Regions from separate parts of the Homo sapiens genome. Here regions 2, 3 and 4 are each linked to region 1. Evidence: chromatin contacts called from ENCODE Hi-C or POLR2A ChIA-PET data. All regions are on one chromosome and are shown on one strand. The core of a region is the stretch at or near the end of the contact, and the rest is flanking DNA. Distances in the headings are between cores, read along the strand shown. Region 1 holds the start of WDR44 (WD repeat domain 44). Region 2 holds the start of C1GALT1C1 (C1GALT1 specific chaperone 1). Region 3 holds the start of CUL4B (cullin 4B). Region 4 has its middle 41 kb from the start of DANT2.

Region 1 (2,700 bases), core at 48-2,547:
ACTACTGTACTTCCTATTCAGAATCACCCATATTAATCACCACTAAAACATCTTGCAGAATTAGATAAAGAACACAAAGCTGGGGCTCTCCTTCCAATCACCAGATTACTCAGCACTTGTTTGTCCCTCTGCAGTCAGTTGTGCACATTTCTTCTGTCTGGCCATCCTTTTAGACCGCATTCTGCCTAATAGGGACCGTGTATTCGATTTCCTTTACCTCACGATAAGGTGTTATTTTAATAAAACACTGTTGATCTAGAGTACATTCGCTAGAGGACTTTCTTAAGCAAATACCCAACCTTCCCCCCGCTCCTTTTCGCTGTGTGCAAGAAAAAGAGGACGGCAAATAGGGGAGAGTTACAGCCACCTCTGAAGTGAATAGGTAAGTTAGCGGTAAACGGGAGAATAAAAAACTACAAGTTACATTTCTCCTGTTACTGCTCCTTTAATCTACGGTCCCCGAGGCCAAAACGGATGTTTGAAAGGTAAGCTCAGAACCCCACAGATACAAATCTCCGACTCAGGCACGTAAGCTGTTCCCCCTCACAGAAGGCTGGATCAGAAGAGAAACGGGCTCCGAGACCGACCCTGGGACCGTTCAGTAGGGAAACGGCCGGGAGGCTGCCCGAGGTGGCTGACTCCCCCTTCTCCGAGTCACCCCGCCCTAAGAAGCCCCAGGTCTGGGTTCTGAAGTCCTCCAGTGAGACGGGGAGGAACAGCGGTGGCGGACACAGCGGGACCTGGGAGGGGTGTAGGGGGAAGACACAGGAGATGCGGGGGGCTTGGGATGCCCGGCTTCCTGTCATAGCTGCAGTCACTTACCCCACGGGGTAGCCGCCCCCTAGGTGCACATCTTCAGGGGCATCATAGAATTCCTCGGTGTCGCTTTCCGACGCCATTTATAGGACACACCCGCGGGTGAGGGGGCCGGCGCCGCCTGGAGGAAGGGTGACTCTTGTCTCCTCCTCGTCGACCTCCACCCGGGCGAGACTGGGGAAGTGGGTCTCGGGCGAGGCTGAGGGAGCAGACGATCTGTAGCGAGGAGACTGTTAAGGAAAGGGGGCCGCCCTCAGTTGCCGGGCTTCGGGAATGACCGGCAAAGCGGCCGCCTGAAGAGGCGGCGGTTGGTCCAGGGAATGTTGCTGCCACCGCTCCCAGTGATAGGTGTATAAGGAGCGCGAAAGAGGCGGTGGCTCCTCGCAGTAAGGGAAGAAGGGCGCGCCGGCTACAGCGGCTCCAGTTTCTCCCGCAGCAGCAATTTACAGCAGCTGGAAGAGCTAGTTGCCCGCAAAATACCGACGCGCACCTACCCTCGCGAGATTTCGGAGGGGCGGTAATACGTGGGCGGGGCGAAGAGGTGGCGGGGGCGGTTCCAGAGAGGCAGCGCTCCGATTACTTCGGCCCGAGAAGCCTATCAAAACGGCGCAAGCGCGTTGAGGGCGTTCGGTGAGGGCCGGAAGTAGCCGAGAAGGGAGGGGGTGAGCCTCCCGAAGGGAGGAGTCTAGGACCTGCGCAGGAGCAGCGTGGTGCCCTGGCTCTGAGAGCGCGCGGCCGACGTAGGTGGGGTCAGGCAGAAAGTCTTACTCCCTAACTCTGCAGTTCCAAAGAGACGCGTTTTGAGAGGGGTGATTTTGAGTCGGTCTTTTACTTGTAAAGAAATACTCTCGGGAAACGTTGGTGTGGACATTTTGGCGTATATTTACGATGTCTTACTATCCAAGCCCGGAATGTCCCACCCTAGGGCGTCGGCAGGTCCACCACCTCTGGCGTTACGAGAATAACTCGCCCTTATTCACTACGAGATCTCTAATTGAGATCCCTAGATATGATCCTGCCGGCCAGAGGGTGGGGTCCTTGAGATATACACGGGGAGTGTGCCAGTTCCATGGTGTAATGATGGATTTATTGCTGGAGCTGAGCCAGTATTAGGCCTCCGGTTACTTTTTCTCCGCACATGTCTGTCGCTGCCAACACAGTGTGAGAGAAGTTCTTACATACTGCCCAAGATGTGCGTCAGCTAAATGGTAAATATTTATTGAGCAGATATCATTGCAAGCCTACGAGCTAATGGCTTAATTCTGATCCTCAACTGCCCAGCGTCCGGTGATAAAAATAGAAAGGTACTTTTTAAAAAACCGAGATGTTCCTTCTTAAACCACGGGTCATTGACCATCAAGGTGATAACATTGACTTTCAGTATGATCACACAGCATATTTATTTCTCCAACTGACATCATGATAGGCATTTTGAGCTGTTCGTGCAGCCTCAATTAGTATTCAAGAAAAGGCTGGATTGGAGCCAGGGGTATGGTCTCAGAGAAACTGGAAAGGGGCTCTAGACTTTGTCAAGCAATCAGGGCAAGGTCTGCTGTGGTCTAGTGGACTTGGGTAAAAACCAAATGTCATATACTGTATATTCTATAATACCCCAGGGAGTTTAGGGAAAACACTGCGTAATCAAATATATTAATATTTTTGCAGCAAGATATATGATTGTTCATACGGGATAAATAAATACAAGTAAATAGCCTCATTCAGTTTGAGTCAGACGCTTCTGCCAAATAAGTTTAAGATAGATCTATTTGACTGTCAAATAAATTACTAAAAAAAAAAAAAAACAGAAACTTGGTTTCCAGAGCTTTTGAAGTTTCAGAATTGGAGACAAGGGATTTGTGGATCCTTGTGAGGGTATGACTTTTG
Region 2 (2,700 bases), core at 15-2,514, 2.3 Mb before region 1:
TCGGTCTCAAAAAAAAAAAAAAAAAAAAGAGACACATCAAATATTTCGTGGAAAGAGAGCTCTGCACTCTTAATTAGAAGACCTGGGGGCCGTGCGCAGTGGCTCAAGCCTGTAATCCCAGCACTTTGGGAGGCCGAGGCGGGTGGATCACCTGAGGTCAGGAATTCAAGACCAGCCTGGCCAACCCCGTCTCTACTAATAATACAAAAATTAGCCGGGCGTGGTGGCGGGCGTCTGTAATCCCAGCTGCTAGGGAGGCTGAGGTAGAAGAATCGCTTGAACCCGGGAGGCAGAGGTTGCAGTGAGCCGAGATCGTGCCATTGCACTCCAGCCTGGGCAACAAGAGTGAAACTCCGTCTCAAAAAAAAAAAAAAAAGAGACCTGGATTCCAGTCCCACCTCTGCCATTAACTTGCTGTGTGGACTTTTGAAATTTCCTTATCCTTTTTAGGCCTGGTTCCTCAGCTGTAGTTCTAATATTCATTAATTCCACTAATATTTACTGTCCACTGCGTGCTGGCACTGTGGTTAAGTACTAGAAATACTGGGGTGAATAATAACAGCCAGTACTTTTTAGTAAATGCTTACTCTAGGCTTGAAATTTTGCTAAGGGAGTCATATGCACTATCTCATCTAATTTTCTATGAAATAGGCACTACTGTGACATTTTCTGTACTTTACAAATGAGGGAACTGAGGCACAGCGAGGTGAAATAACTTTCCTGGGATATCAAAAGGTGTGGTGAAGACAGGATTGGATTCCAGGCAGTGGGGCTTCAGATCTCATTCCAGTAATAATAGGAAACCGTTGGTGTCATAATTACGTGACTATTTCAGTGGCTTGCGTTTTGGTCTCAGCCCAGGAGTACTGGGGGGGTGGGCAATATGAGGGTTCAAGGACGCAGGGGTACATCAGAGAAACCATCAAGAGGTCTGATAAAAAGCGACACCGGGAGCAAGAATCTCTCGCTCTCGCAATTTCCATGCCAGGAAGGTGAAATGGGAGGTGTCAGCGAGTCGTACGCACGGCCTCTTCTCTGGACGCCCGTTGGGTAAAGGAGAGCGTCCGGGTCACGCAGGCCTATAGCAAGTCTCTGAACTCGGCAGGGGGCGGGGAGAAAGGGCACGCAGTGTGCGCGCAGCGGGCGCGCCGGCCCTTCCGACGCCTGCGCGGGCGGGCAAACGGACGGCTCCGCCCAGCCGCCGGCTCCTTTACCCCGCCCCACTACCCCCGCCTTCGCGGCGCTCGTTTCCTGGCGCTCCCCACCTTTAGCGAGACCAACGAGAGAACACCGCCTGCAGCTAGAACAGCCTGGTCAGGAGCGTAACGGAGTGGTGCGCCAACGTGAGAGGAAACCCGTGCGCGGCTGCGCTTTCCTGTCCCCAAGCCGTTCTAGACGCGGGTGAGTGGCGGGGCCTCGACCCCCACCCCAAGCGCACCCTGACTCCCCTCCCTCTCTTGGGGGAGGCCTGGGCCCCAGCCCTCTCCCAGCATGCTCCACGCGGGATGCTTGGGCAGGTGCAGCGGGAGGATTGTCAGCACAGGAGACCGAGAGTCTTCTTCCTGGGGGCGCTCTCTTGGTCCCTCAGAGGGATATCGAGGTTACCATGTCCTCCCTCTCACTTCTCTTCCCTATTTCGTCTTCGTTTTCCGTACTTCACCCCAACTACCTTCACCCAAAAAGGTTCATCTAAAAACCATTGGGGTAGTTTCTGTTTCATTTGTGCTCGTGTGCAGTTTTGTTTCCTTCTGCACAAAGTATCCTATCATATGCATCCCTAGTGTTATATTTTTTGCCTCTGTGATGGGGAAAAAATCTCCTTAGAATAATTTTTGCAAATTATTTTATTTAAAATGTGTAGACTTACTGAGTTTTGATCACTATTTTTGCAGCCAGGAGTAGGATCACCATCAGGAAGAATTCTGACACATATGCCATAATTGAGCAAAGAAACATGTGAATTATGTATTGGCCAGAAATAATGAAAACTGCGTGACATGAAATACAAAAATCCTATATAAATTAATCTTAGAGTGCACCTGACAATTCTTTTTCTTTTTTCTTTCTTTCTTTCTTTTTTTTTTTTGAAACAGAGTCTCGCTCTTGTTGCCCAGGCCGGAGTGCTGTGGTGCGATCTTGGCTCACTGCCTGCAACCTCCGCCTCCCGGGTTCAAGCAATTCTCCTGCCTCAGCCTCCTGAGTAGCTGGGATTACAGTCATATGCCACCATGCCCGGCTAATTTTTGTATTTTTAGTCGAGACAGGGTCTCACCATGTTGGCCAGGCTGGTCTTGAACTCCCTACCTCAGGTGATCCACCTGCCTCGGCCTCCCAAAGTGCTGGGATTACAGGCGTGAGCCACCGCACACAGCCGACAATTCTAATATTATGCCGAGCTTGTTTTCTGTCACTTCTCTTCTTGGAACTGTGTTTATTGACCAAGTTCTGTGAGTGACACAGGAAAGTCTTCCTGCCTCTTGCCCCACCCACCGCTCAGAAATTACATCTGCCAAGCTATTCCACACCTTGTCTTTCTGGTAGAAGTCAAAATTCCATTTCCTCTAGCAGAAAACCACAGGAGTGGTTTCCTTGTAGCAATATGGTGCTGTTGGGTGCAAAATATCAGTTATGGTCAACAGATCCCACTTTTTTCCCATTTGTATGAAAACAAGGATATTCAGTAACCCATTTATTAAACTC
Region 3 (2,700 bases), core at 201-2,700, 2.2 Mb before region 1:
TTTTGATATTGTGTTACCTCCCTCTGAGAATGCCCCAAGGTTAAGTAAAAACTCCCAACAGGGAATTTACAAGGTTTATTGTTGCTAATTTAACCAAACTTAAAGATTTTTTAAATCAATAATCAATTGTAAAGCATGGGGTCATGAAACACATTAGTAGAAAACACTGACTTTTGCCGATATGGTTCTAAAATGTCTCCTTTGGGACAGCGTGTAAACTGAGATTTGGCAAAAGAAGGAAGTGGGTCTTAGCTTTGTTGGGTCTATAAATTACTGAGTTAAGGACTGATAGAGTGGGGGTTAGGACGATCCTGGGCATAGTGCTGGGTGGGTGAGGGGTTAGTTACCTTTCCATTTCTTCGCCTTAGAATACACACTTAATTTGGCCAGCCAGCTTAGAAAATGCTCCTGGTAGTAAGATAAAAGGATTTACAGCTACATGAAAGAGAAAGGCATCAAAATTCAGGCCTTATTCAGCCTTGGGTCTGTGGTGCCTTGAGATAAAAGAGAAACAATTTATACCGGCACCGAATTAAAAAGTCCTTTTCTTCCTATCTTAGCTCGTTTTCTTCTCCTTTCCTATCTTAACATAGGGACATTCCTCTCCAGCAGCGGGCATAATGGCATGATTATGTTTTCCTCTATTTAGGGTTACTCCCCTAGCCTTGCAACCACTCCTTATTCTTTCATCTCTTTCAAAGTTTCTATTCTCCCGGACCCTTACGTTTTATTCCGTCCCTCCCTCTCTCCTCCTCTTCCTCCTCCTCCGTTTTCCCAGCTAGCTCACTCCGCCCCTCGCCGTCACTACCTTCCCTCCCCCGAGGCTCCTTCCCGCTCCTCCCGCCACCCCCCCCACCCCCTCGCCTTCAGAAAGCTCCAATCAGGAGCTCCGAAGGTGTCTCGAAGGCCCGCCCCCTCCTCCTATCCACTTTTCTTCCCCCCAATTTCTCCCTCCCCCCTTCCCCCCCCCACTCAAGTCCTGCGGACCTGGGGGCTTCGGGATCTGGGCGCTATGAAAAGTGTCTGCCCAGTCACTTCCGGTAAGGGCGCTGCGGCGCGAAGCTTCCCGCGGGACCGTTAAGGAGGGAGTGGGAGTTCCCGGTGGGCCAGGGAAGGAAGGCGCTGCCAGGAAAGGGGATCGCGAAGGGGAGCGGGAGCAGGAGCGAACTAGCGCGAGCGTCTGGGGCACTTTAGCCGCCCCTTTCCAGCCGCCCCCTCACGCGCGAGCTCCCCCGCCCCCCGGGCGGCTGCAGCGCTTCCCTCACCCCCACTCCCTGAGGTTGACACCGCCCCTCCCTCGGCGCCGCGTGACCGGAAATGGCGCCATCTTTAGCCTCTTGTGCTATTGACAATAACAAGCCCTGGTTCTTTCCCCCTCCCCCTTTCCCCCAACCACAGCCTCTCCCCTCCCAGGGAGAGGGAGAAAAGGAGGAGGAGCTGCAGCCTCACAGACTCGCTGAGTCGCTCCTGCAGAAAGGGGGGGAGAGAGATCGAAAAGCAGGGGAGGGGGACGGCACGGCCGTTTACCTGTCTGCCTCCTCATTCGCTCTCCCCCCTCGTTCTGCTCACTCCTGGTGTCAGCCTATCCGCCTTCCCAAACCCTCCCATTCCCCCGGTGTAGCCCCCCCCTTCACTTTCCTTCTCGTCCTCTGTGTTTCTCCTCTCTTCTTTCTTCCCTTCCCCCTCTAGCATTGCTACCTTCTCTCCTACACGCACGCAGGCATATAAACGTAGGTTTTTGATGCTCCTCTGCCTGTTGACCCCGCTATTTTCATGTTTCCAACAGGTTTTTCTTCCCCCAGTCCCTCAGCTGCTGCTGCTGCTCAGGAGGTCAGATCTGCCACTGATGGTAATACCAGCACCACTCCGCCCACCTCTGCCAAGAAGAGAAAGTTAAACAGCAGCAGCAGTAGCAGCAGTAACAGTAGTAACGAGAGAGAAGACTTTGATTCCACCTCTTCCTCCTCTTCCACTCCTCCTTTACAACCCAGGGATTCGGCATCCCCTTCAACCTCGTCCTTCTGCCTGGGGGTTTCAGTGGCTGCTTCCAGCCACGTACCGATACAGAAGAAGCTGCGTTTTGAAGACACCCTGGAGTTTGTAGGGTTTGATGCGAAGATGGCTGAGGAATCCTCCTCCTCCTCCTCCTCATCTTCACCAACTGCTGCAACATCTCAGCAGCAGCAACTTAAAAATAAGAGTATATTAATCTCTTCTGTGGCTTCGGTGCATCATGCAAACGGCCTAGCCAAATCTTCTACCACCGTCTCTAGCTTTGCTAACAGCAAACCTGGCTCTGCTAAGAAGTTAGTGATCAAGAACTTTAAAGGTAACCAAGGCCAAAATCCATAATCACCTAATAAGGATTTGACACTCGAGGGGTCACGTGCTCTATTTATGTTAATATATTAAACAGTTTGGAGGTGGCCTAATGTTTTATGCATAATCAATGAGGTGGAGGGGAGGTCCTTTTTTGGTGGAGGGTTCATTTTCCGGGGGTGGTTAGGATCCTTGTGCTGAAGCATACACCGGGTGTTTCTGTGCAGTATTTTGAGGTCTTTTTCAACCTATTGTATTTAATCTGTTATTCCTTATAACACTGACAATCGGTATGATTGATCCGGATTTTGCAGGTGAGAAATTTGTATTCTAAAGAGGTTTATTTATTTCAGGTGCATAGCGAGCCTTGGCATTGCTGGG
Region 4 (2,700 bases), core at 189-2,688, 2.3 Mb after region 1:
GGTGATTAGACACCAAGGGAAGACTGTCTTCCTGAGTCCATGACCAGTGCCACCAGCATTTTGGATCCATGGAAAAAACACGTTTCTGCTATCTCTACCAGAAAGGAAAAGGAAATGAAAGGAATGGAGGGATTGAAGGGTGGTGCTGAAATTGAAAGAAGAAAGAGGTTGAGAGATAGTGAGAGAGGTTGGAGAACAGAATAAAAAAAGACTGCTTACCCAATTTAAAATTGGTGAGGTGTTTCTTGGGCTGGTCTGAGAACCTGACGTCATAGGTGGATTTTCTCACAGAGCAAAGAGCAGGAAGACAGGGGATTGATCTCCCGAGGGAGGTCCCCTGATCCAAGTCACGGCACCAAATGTAGCAGGAGGACAGGGGATTGATCTCCCAAGGGAGGTCCCCCGATCTGAGTCATGGCACCAAATGTCAAGCACATCTATGTGAAGAGACCAACAGACAGGCTTTGTGTGGGCAATAACACTGTTTATTCACTTGGGTGCAAGTGGGCTGAGTCCGAAAAGAGAGTCAGTGAAGGGAGATGGGGAAGGGGTTGCTTTACAGGAGTTGGGTAGGTAATGGAAAATTACAGTAAAAGGTGGTTATCTATTGTTAGCAGAGGAGGGGGTCACAAGGTACATGGTGGGGAGATCATAAGACTCATTGTCCAAAAGAAGAATGTTGCAAAGTTGATTGATCAGCTAAGGTAGGGCAGGGACAAGTCACAATGGTAAAATGTAATTTTGGTTAATCAGTTAAGGCAGGAACTGACTGATTTACTTCTTTGTGGTTTTTTGGCTGCTCCAGACTTCTTGGCCCCTGCAGGCCACCTGGATGTGTATGTGCAGGTCACAGAAGTTATAATGGCTGAGCTTCAGCTCAGAGGGCTGACACCTGTACTTCAGTTAAAGAGTTTAGTTTCAGAGTTTTGACCACATAATGTCTAATAAGGAAAACTGTGAAGAAGCACAGTTAAACAGAAGTCATGGATTTTTCAGCTTCTATTGTTTCAGGTGCCACAGAAAATCAGCAGATCCATGACACACCACAGGCAGTAAGGCAGTTTGTGTTAGGCAGGCAGCTGGAGACAGACAACAGGACCCAGAGCCAGAGACAGGAATAGGTAGACAGCAGCTCACCAGAAGAGCCAGAGGCATTTTAGAAGCAAGTGTGAGCATGATGGGGAGAAACAGGGCATCATGACAAAATAGGCAAATTGGAAGCCTTGCAGGGTCAACCAAATGGTCTGTTTTTCAGAAACCTAAAAGAGGAAAGGGTGGGTAGACGCTGGAGAGTGAGGGGATAGTGGTAGAGACTGAAAACCAAAAGCAGAACAGGAACAAATTAAAAACGGAGAATGCAGTTGCATTGCGTCAGAATCAAGTGGACTTTGGCAGCTAAGGCAGCTCGCTGCTCCAGCTTCAGCTGTTCTTCCCCTCCTGCCACGTGAATCGGGCCTGGGGGCTTACAGCATTGGCCATGGAAACAGCTGGCTAAGTGCAGAGTTTTGAGAGGTCGGGGCGGGGCTGAAAACAGTTCCTGCAAAGAGAGTATGTTTTGCTTCTAAAGGAAATGAGAAATGTGTTAAAGGAGGTATTTGAATATGAATGAGTTATTTGAGTATTTAAATACCCAAAAGAAAAGTCTCTCAATAGCAAAAATGCCTAAGCATAAAAAGATTTAACAGAAATCAAGTACACACTTCAGCAAATGAGTTAATAAACCATATAGCTAAACATGCATGATATTTTCAATTTTTGCCTCAGTCTAGAAGCCTCCCAATCATCTCCCACTCTTTTTAAAAGGCAGAGAGCTGTTTAACAACCCTTCAGTGTTCCAGGCAGCAAACAGGCTCTCAACTATTAATGGCAAAGCTGCCAGAAGCCAGACATACCTGGGAACAGATGAAAGGTTTTGTTTGTTCACCTTCAACATTAAACTAGTTCCCACTCAGGACCTCTGAGCACATTACTGGAAATTTTTAAGACACAGTTACTGGTGTGAAGAGGTTTCTGAAAACATACAAAGCACACATTCAACAAGAAAGCCCACCTGAAAATCCTGCGAGGGCAAAACTGAATTGAAACATTACAGCATGCCTGTTCTTTTTCAAAGACCAACGAAAGTTCAAAGATTCAGAAACTTTCTTGAAAATTATAGAAACATTATGGCAAATAAGGTTTCACCTTGTGTGCCAAATACAACTGATTTTTACTTGCCTCTGGAAGCTCTGCATATCTGATCAAATTAGTGATGTCTGCCATAGCCTAGAGAAGAAAGAGTGAAGATACCATTGTATAAGTCTTTCCTGCTTTGTGTCTCAGGCCATTTGGGCATACTACTTTTTATCCTAGAGGTTGCAAACTGGCACCTCATGAACTGCATTCACACTTAAGAGATGCTTTGTTTGGTCATCACAGTATTTTTTAAAATTAATTACCAATATTTCACAATGAAAAATTTCACATTTTTAAAAGGCATTTGCCATTTATCTTCAAAATGTAGATTTCTAGCAATTTTAGGCTCATCTTTCCAAATAGTAACTGTCTTCTGAAGCTTAGTGGTGGTTGCCTCCTTTAGGTGGGGTATCTTCTCTTAAATTTGGCTTCTTTCCCTCACCTGTAGGCCTCTGTAGGATTTGCATTTGTGAACCCCTGCTCTATTCCTCCTTGTTACTGTTACCCAAACAGTACATTGTTACT

What was found. Hi-C counts contacts between places; a loop is a spot of excess contacts on that map. ChIA-PET counts read pairs that join two places held with the same protein, here RNA polymerase II (POLR2A). Pooled maps may share reads with other maps.
Region 2: a map of naive thymus-derived CD4-positive, alpha-beta T cell shows a loop between it and region 1 (18-fold over the local background). The contact joins the promoter of C1GALT1C1 here to the promoter of WDR44 in region 1. A Hi-C loop is called at or near these places in 1 of 168 maps with a recorded cell type or tissue (naive thymus-derived CD4-positive, alpha-beta T cell) and 10 of 50 pooled maps. POLR2A ChIA-PET finds 5 or more read pairs at or near these places in 1 of 52 experiments (WTC11).
Region 3: a loop to region 1 is called in a pooled map, with 29 times the contacts of the local background. The contact joins the promoter of CUL4B here to the promoter of WDR44 in region 1. A Hi-C loop is called at or near these places in 10 of 50 pooled maps. POLR2A ChIA-PET finds 5 or more read pairs at or near these places in 2 of 52 experiments (A549 and AG04450).
Region 4: a map with no recorded cell type shows a loop between it and region 1 (18-fold over the local background). The contact joins the enhancer-like site here to the promoter of WDR44 in region 1. A Hi-C loop is called at or near these places in 7 of 37 single-sample maps with no recorded cell type and 4 of 50 pooled maps.

What each region holds. Positions count from the first base shown.
Region 1 is chrX:118,344,703-118,347,402 of GRCh38, reverse strand. WDR44 (WD repeat domain 44) reads right to left here and starts at 1,297. Exons shown (of 20, transcript NM_019045.5): 1 at 823-1,297. The coding sequence starts at 899. RefSeq lists enhancers at 622-1,165, 1,707-1,756, 1,947-2,066.
Region 2 is chrX:120,628,618-120,631,317 of GRCh38, reverse strand. It overlaps C1GALT1C1 (C1GALT1 specific chaperone 1), which reads left to right and starts at 1,264. Exons shown (of 2, transcript NM_001011551.3): 1 at 1,264-1,401. RefSeq lists a silencer at 1,027-1,296 and an enhancer at 956-1,883.
Region 3 is chrX:120,559,712-120,562,411 of GRCh38, reverse strand. CUL4B (cullin 4B) reads left to right here and starts at 1,450. Exons shown (of 20, transcript NM_001079872.2): 1 at 1,450-2,329. The coding sequence starts at 1,774. RefSeq lists silencers at 801-850, 1,151-1,230 and enhancers at 611-1,495, 1,204-1,498, 1,496-2,381.
Region 4 is chrX:116,008,714-116,011,413 of GRCh38, reverse strand. No RefSeq gene overlaps it. Among named protein-coding and RNA genes, the nearest start is that of DANT2, 41 kb to the right of the region's middle. RefSeq lists an enhancer at 1,090-1,179. Within about 2 kb of position 1,438, at least 6 of the 41 ENCODE cell types and tissues checked have a DNase peak (open chromatin) inside an H3K27ac peak, as active enhancers do.